2 separate regions of the Homo sapiens genome follow, and region 1 is linked to region 2. A link is an interaction called in ENCODE POLR2A ChIA-PET data of the cell type or tissue named here. Cell type or tissue: B cell. All regions are shown on one strand. Links, peaks and the distances in the headings refer to the core of each region. The heading gives the core; the rest is flanking DNA.

Region 1 (2,919 bases), core at 302-2,801, 160 kb before region 2:
CCCAAAGTGCTGGGACTACAGGTGTGAGCTACCACGCCTGGCCTCTCATAAGTTTTTAATTGTCTGAAAATGCTTCCAATTTCAATTCATTCTAGAAAGATATTTTAACGGGATATATAATTCTAACTTAATAGTTTCCACTCTAAGCACACTGAAGATATTATTCCACTGTGTTCTGGCTTTTATAGCTGCAGCTGGGAAGTGAGCTATCAGATTAATTGCTATTTCTTCAAGGGCAGTCTCTTAATCTCTCTGTTTTAAGTTTCCTCTGTCTTTGATATCATTATGATGTTCTTAGGAATAGATTTCTTTTTATTTATCCTAACTGGGATTTTCTGGACTTTCTGAATATGTGGGTTAGTCATTTTCACAAGTTCTAAAAATTTTTTAGTAATGATCTCTTGGTATATTATGTCTGCTTCATTCTCTCTCTTCTCTCCTTTATGAATTTTCATTAGATTAAAATTAGACATTATTACTCTATCCTTCTTCTCTCTTAACTACTGTTTCAAGTGCTCTGTCTTTGGGTCCTATCTTGCATTTTGGACAATTTCTTCACATCTACCTTCTAGCTTATCAGTTTTCTCTTCAGTTGTACCAAATCTGCTGTTTATTAATTTTGGCATTCTTAGCAGGTATGACTCTGCTATCTGTCGTTTCTCCTAGCTCCTTCTATTTTGTTTCATTGGGGGACTTGTGATTTTTGACTGTGAGTCAATATTTCTTGTAACTTTTCTGATGGGACTCCACTGAGGCCTAGACTGAAGGTGGGTCCTCCAAAGTAGATTTGCAGTTGCTTCTGTCAGGCGCCTAGGCCACTACCAGCCCAGGATCAATTTAAGCTATATTTTCTGTATGTAGTTTTTTGAGACCTTCCAGGAACTATGAAATCAGTCTGGGAATGAATATGTGTGAGAGTCAGTTTGTTGTTATAAATTTTTAGGGAGCTAGTTTTCTGCCTCTACTTGGCACCAAAGTGTGGGTCAGGTTAAGTTTTCTTTATACTCTTGGAGTGGGTGGTGGGCAAATTGATTACTAGCTCCCCACTTAGGGTCTCAGCTTTAGGCAGGAGTCTTTGTGTTCCCCTGTTTATATGGGTCCTGTGTCTTTGCCTTCTGTAGCTCACTTGGCTATGAAACCCAAAGCTCAAGGTCACTGGGTTCAGCAAATGCCTTCAAGGTGGGGCAGAACTATCAAATAGAGATGTCTTACCAGTAACTTTTAAAGCTCATTTAAGGCCAGGCGCAGTGGCTCATGCCTGTAATCCCAGCACTTTAGGAGGCCAAGGCAGGCAGATCACCTGAGGTCAGGAGTTCGAGATCAGCCTGGCCAACATGGTGAAACCCTGTCTCTACTAAAAATACAAAAATTAGCCAGACACAGTGGCACACACCTGTAATCCCAGCTACTCGGGAGGCTGAGGCTGGAGAATAGCTTGAACCCAGGAGGTGGAGGTTGCAGTGAGCCAAGATCGCATCACTGCACTCCAGACCAGGCGACAGAGCAAGACTCCGTCTCAAAAAGAAAAAAACAAAAAAACAAAAAACAAAACAAAACAAAACAAAAACTAACTTAATCTCCACCTACCCCAAATAGTGAAATTGTAGTACTTATAGCTATCATCAAATCAACAAAGTTGACAAGCACCGGTTAGAAAATAAAAATCATAGAATTACAAGAACTGGATGGAAGGAACTTCTGGACATTATAAGTACTATTTCTCCAAGATGATATTAATAACTTCCAGACATCTCAAATAGGAAAACAGTACACTCAAATTTTAGGTAAGACTCATAATGAAGTGATATATGTGACATAACATTAGTCATGACTTTCTTGATTAGGAGAAGCTTGACATTTGGGGAAAGGTCACAAGGGCAAAGAGGAAAGATGGTGATGCAGAAATCAGAGTTCTTTTTAAAAAATCCAGTTTGTATACCAACATTCAGAGTAGTGTTATTCATAACAGCCAAAAGGTGAAACAACTCAAATATCCAACAATCAACCAGTGGATAAACAAAATATGGTATCTCCATATAATGGACTATTATTCAGCCGTAAAAAAGAATAAAGTATTGACACGTGCTACAACATGGATGGATTTTGAAAGAAGCCAGTCACGAAAAACCACATATTATATGATTCCATTTATATGAAATGTCCAGAACAGGCAAATCTATAGAGGCAGAAAACAGATTTATGGTTGCTTAGGGGTAGGGAAATAGACACATAGGTAACAATAAGTAAAGGGTACTGGGTTTCTTTTTGAGGTCACAGAAATATTTTAAACTGACTGTGGTGATGGTTGCACATATCTGTGAATGTACTAAAAGCCACTTAATGGTACACTTTAAATGAGTATGATATACGAATTATATCTCAACAAAGCTCTTTTTTAAAAGACTAGCAATGTTTCATTAGAAGAAATGAGGGTTTAAATTAGAATCATCATTTTGCCTTTTACAAAACCACCATTAGGAAAAGAGGCTGGGGGAGGGGAGGAGGAATCATGCATCTAAAATTAGGACCCATGGCTTAGGAAAATTACACCTCAAATATTCATAAAGAAAATCGTAAGGATCAAGCTTTCTGTAAACCAAACTGTCTGCCCATCTAGCTCTTGGCCCTTGGACTAATAAATAAGTTACAGGGCTGGATGTGGTGGCTCACACCTCACACCTATAATCCCAGCACTTTGGGAGGCCAAGGTGGGCGGATCATCTGAGGTCACGAGTTCAAGAGCAGCCTGGCCAACATGGCAAAACCCCATCTCTACTAAAAATAAAAAATTAGCTGGGCATGGTGGTGTACACCTGTGGTCCCAGCTACTCAGGAGGCTGAGGCAGAAGAATCGCCTGAACCCAGGAGGCGGAGGTTGCAGTGAGCCGAGATTGCATGCCTTTGCACTCCAGCCTGGGC
Region 2 (2,919 bases), core at 319-2,818:
GCCTAGTGCCTAGCATTTAATGAATGTTCAATAAAAGTTCATTCATCTGAATGAAAAAATACAATGTACTTGTTTCCATAAAGCTATAAAGCTAAGAAACTTTCTTCACACTTGAGGATTTCACCATCAGCTCATCTTTAATATTTTATGTTATAGTAAACACAGCTTCTGGATTAGAAGTTAAGTATTCAAGTCTTGCACAAACAAAAGAAGCAACCCTAACAAACTGTTGTATCGCAAACTGCTAAGACGGCTAAGAGAAACATTTAAAAACTTTTCTGAGGTTTACCTCTAGGCTGTTAGGAATCGATGGTTGCAGAGACCAAGGGAGCATGTTGTGTTCACTCTGAATAGAAATAGAAAACATGGATGAGGCGGTTGCTCACACCTGCAGTCCCAGCTACTTGGAGGCTGAGGTGGGAGGCTAGGTGAACCCAGGAGTTCAAGGCGGCAATATGCTATCATTGTGCCATTGCACCCCAGCCTGGGCGACAGAGTAAGACCCTGTCTCAAACATAACAAAAACATTCTTCAGCCTTTAGGTAACCAAAAGTAGTTGTCAAAAGAGCTCCTGAAAATACCAATATGAACTCCTATTTTTAAAATACTGGAAGCATGGGAAAACAATTTATATCTCTTTATGGTTGATATATTAAAATAATGCAGATAAAGGTTCTTTTCCTCTTCTACCACTCATAAAGGCACCAACCTGTATCTCTTACCTGACAAATAATTTCATTGACAGCTTTCCTGTGGGTATCCTTTCCAAGACATATTAGTTTGGTGAGTCTTATAACCTCTAGAAAACTTGCTATTGAGATCTTAAAAAAAAAATTAAGGCCACAACACAAACGAAAAAATATATACACACATCACTGTAGTTTCGTTCAAGAGTTCTTAAGTGGGTCTAAGCTAAGGTTTTCATCTTACCATGGTCTATTCTTCTCTGTGGTACTAGCATTGTCATTTGTTTTGAAATAGTACTTTGGCAAAGGTTTTAACAGAAAAGTTCTGAGGAAAATCCATTCAACCATTTTGTAAATAATGTCAAGCACAATGTTGAGTGCTGTGAGAGAACAGATATATAAACCAGGGTCCCTGAGCATAAGCTGCTCACAGTGCAATTAAAATTACCATCTTTTTTTTTTTTTTTTTTGAGACAGGGTCTCCCTCAGTCACCCAGTGGCGCCATCAAAGCTCACTGTGGTGCCATCAAAGGTCCCTGTGGTTTTGACCTCCTGGAGGTCAAGTGATCCTCCCCTCAGCCTCTGGAGTAGGTGGGACTACAGGTGTAGATTTATTATTTTAGAGACGGGGTTTTGCTATGTTGCCCAGGCCGGTCTCAAACTCCTGGCCTCAAGCGATCTTCCCACCTTGGCTTCCCAAAGTGCTGGGATTACAGGCAAGAGCCACCCTGTAGGGCCAGAATTATCTGTTTTAAGTTTCCACTTGCCTCTTCTCCCCTCCAGGACTAGTACACATGCCTTAGCTTACTGCTGATAGATTCATGAGATCTGTACTCAAAACTTTTAAATGTTTTGTTTTCACTTCAGTGGTTATCTCAAAGGCAAATATAAGCATATTCTGGGGAATCTGAATCACCACGTTGCATCTAAGTAGTGCTATGTGGGTTCTGCATCTGAGCTTTCTTTGACAAAGACTCAGCAGGTTACTCCAACTGTCCAAGAAAATGAGAAAAGAATGGAGCTGAACTTAAAATGTGATTGTATCTATGACTCTGGAAACTTAGTGACCTCATAGTTTACTCTTAAAAGGGGAACTGAGCCACCACATGGCCTAGGGGAGTGTTTACTTGACAAACTCAAAAACTCCCTCAACTTTTAACAATTGCTGCCATATTCCAAATACATTGGAAATTTAGTTTCAGCAAAATACCAAGCACACAATCAAAAATTTAGACTGGCTTTGTTGTATTTAATCTGTTTTAGTTTAAATTTTATTTTATTTTTTTGAGATGCAGTCTCACTCTGTTGCCCAGGCTAGAGTGCAGTGGCACGATCTCGGCTAACTGCACCCTCCGCCTCCCAGGTTCAAGCAATTCTCCTGCCTCAGCCTCCTGAGTAGCTGGAACTACAGGTGCGTGCCACCACACCCGGATAATTTTTGTATTTTTTAGTAGAGAGGGGGTTTCCCCATATTGGCCAGGCTGGTATCGAACTCCTGACCTCATGATCCGCCAGCCTCGGCCTCCCAAAGCGCTGGGATTACAGGTGTGAGCCACCGTGCCCGGCCAAATTTTATTTTATTTATTTTCTGACACAGAATCTTGTTCTGTTGCCCAGGCAGGAGTACAGTGGTATGATCTCAGCTCACTGCAACCTCTGCCTCCTGGGTTCAAGCAATTCTTATGCCTCAGTCTCCCGAGTAGCTGGGATTATAGGTGTGGGCCACCATGCCTGGCTAGTTTTTGTACTTTTAGTAAAGACAGGGTTTCACCGTGTTGGCCAGGCTGGTCTTCAACTCCTGGCTTCAAGTGATCCACTCGCCATGACCTCCCAAAGTGCTGGGATTACAGCTGTGAGCCACAGCACAGGCCTTTTAAATTTTTAAAAAATATTTTAAAAGTAGCTCACTGTAGCCTCGAACTCCTGGTCTCAAGTGATCCTCCCACCTCAGCCTCCCAAGTAGCTGGGACTACAGGCCTACAGACATGCCACCACACCTGGCTAATTTTTATTTTATTTTATTTTATTTTGTAGAGACAGAATCTTACTATGTTGACCAGGCTGGTCTCAAACTCCTGGCCTCAAGCAATCCTCCTGCCTCAGCCTCCCAAAGTGCCAGAATTATAGGCAAGAGCCACCACGCCTGGCTGTTTTAGTCTTAGAGTGGTATACAAGTTAAGAGATAAGAGTTTATACTTATTTTTTATGTTTGTACATATTGTTTCCTAATACA

What was found. ChIA-PET counts read pairs that join two places held together with the same protein. Peaks named below come from ENCODE experiments on the same cell type or tissue, not always from the same donor. Only the 100,000 strongest peaks of a DNase experiment are listed, where the experiment ranks them.
Region 1: POLR2A ChIA-PET joins it to region 2 with 10 read pairs; 3 of 35 experiments call an interaction of 5 or more read pairs at or near these places.

Annotation. Positions count from the first base shown.
Region 1 is chr15:52,401,327-52,404,245 of GRCh38, forward strand. All of the region lies in intron 9 of MYO5A (myosin VA), which reads right to left. Among named protein-coding and RNA genes, the nearest start is that of MYO5C, 110 kb to the left of the region's middle. In B cell, for the core only: no CTCF peak of the experiment used is centred there; no DNase peak of the experiment used is centred there.
Region 2 is chr15:52,563,901-52,566,819 of GRCh38, forward strand. The region is part of intron 1 of ARPP19 (cAMP regulated phosphoprotein 19); the gene reads right to left. Among named protein-coding and RNA genes, the nearest start is that of ARPP19, 3.7 kb to the right of the region's middle. In B cell, for the core only: no CTCF peak of the experiment used is centred there; a DNase peak (open chromatin) is centred at 1,771; H3K27ac peaks cover 1,130 bases.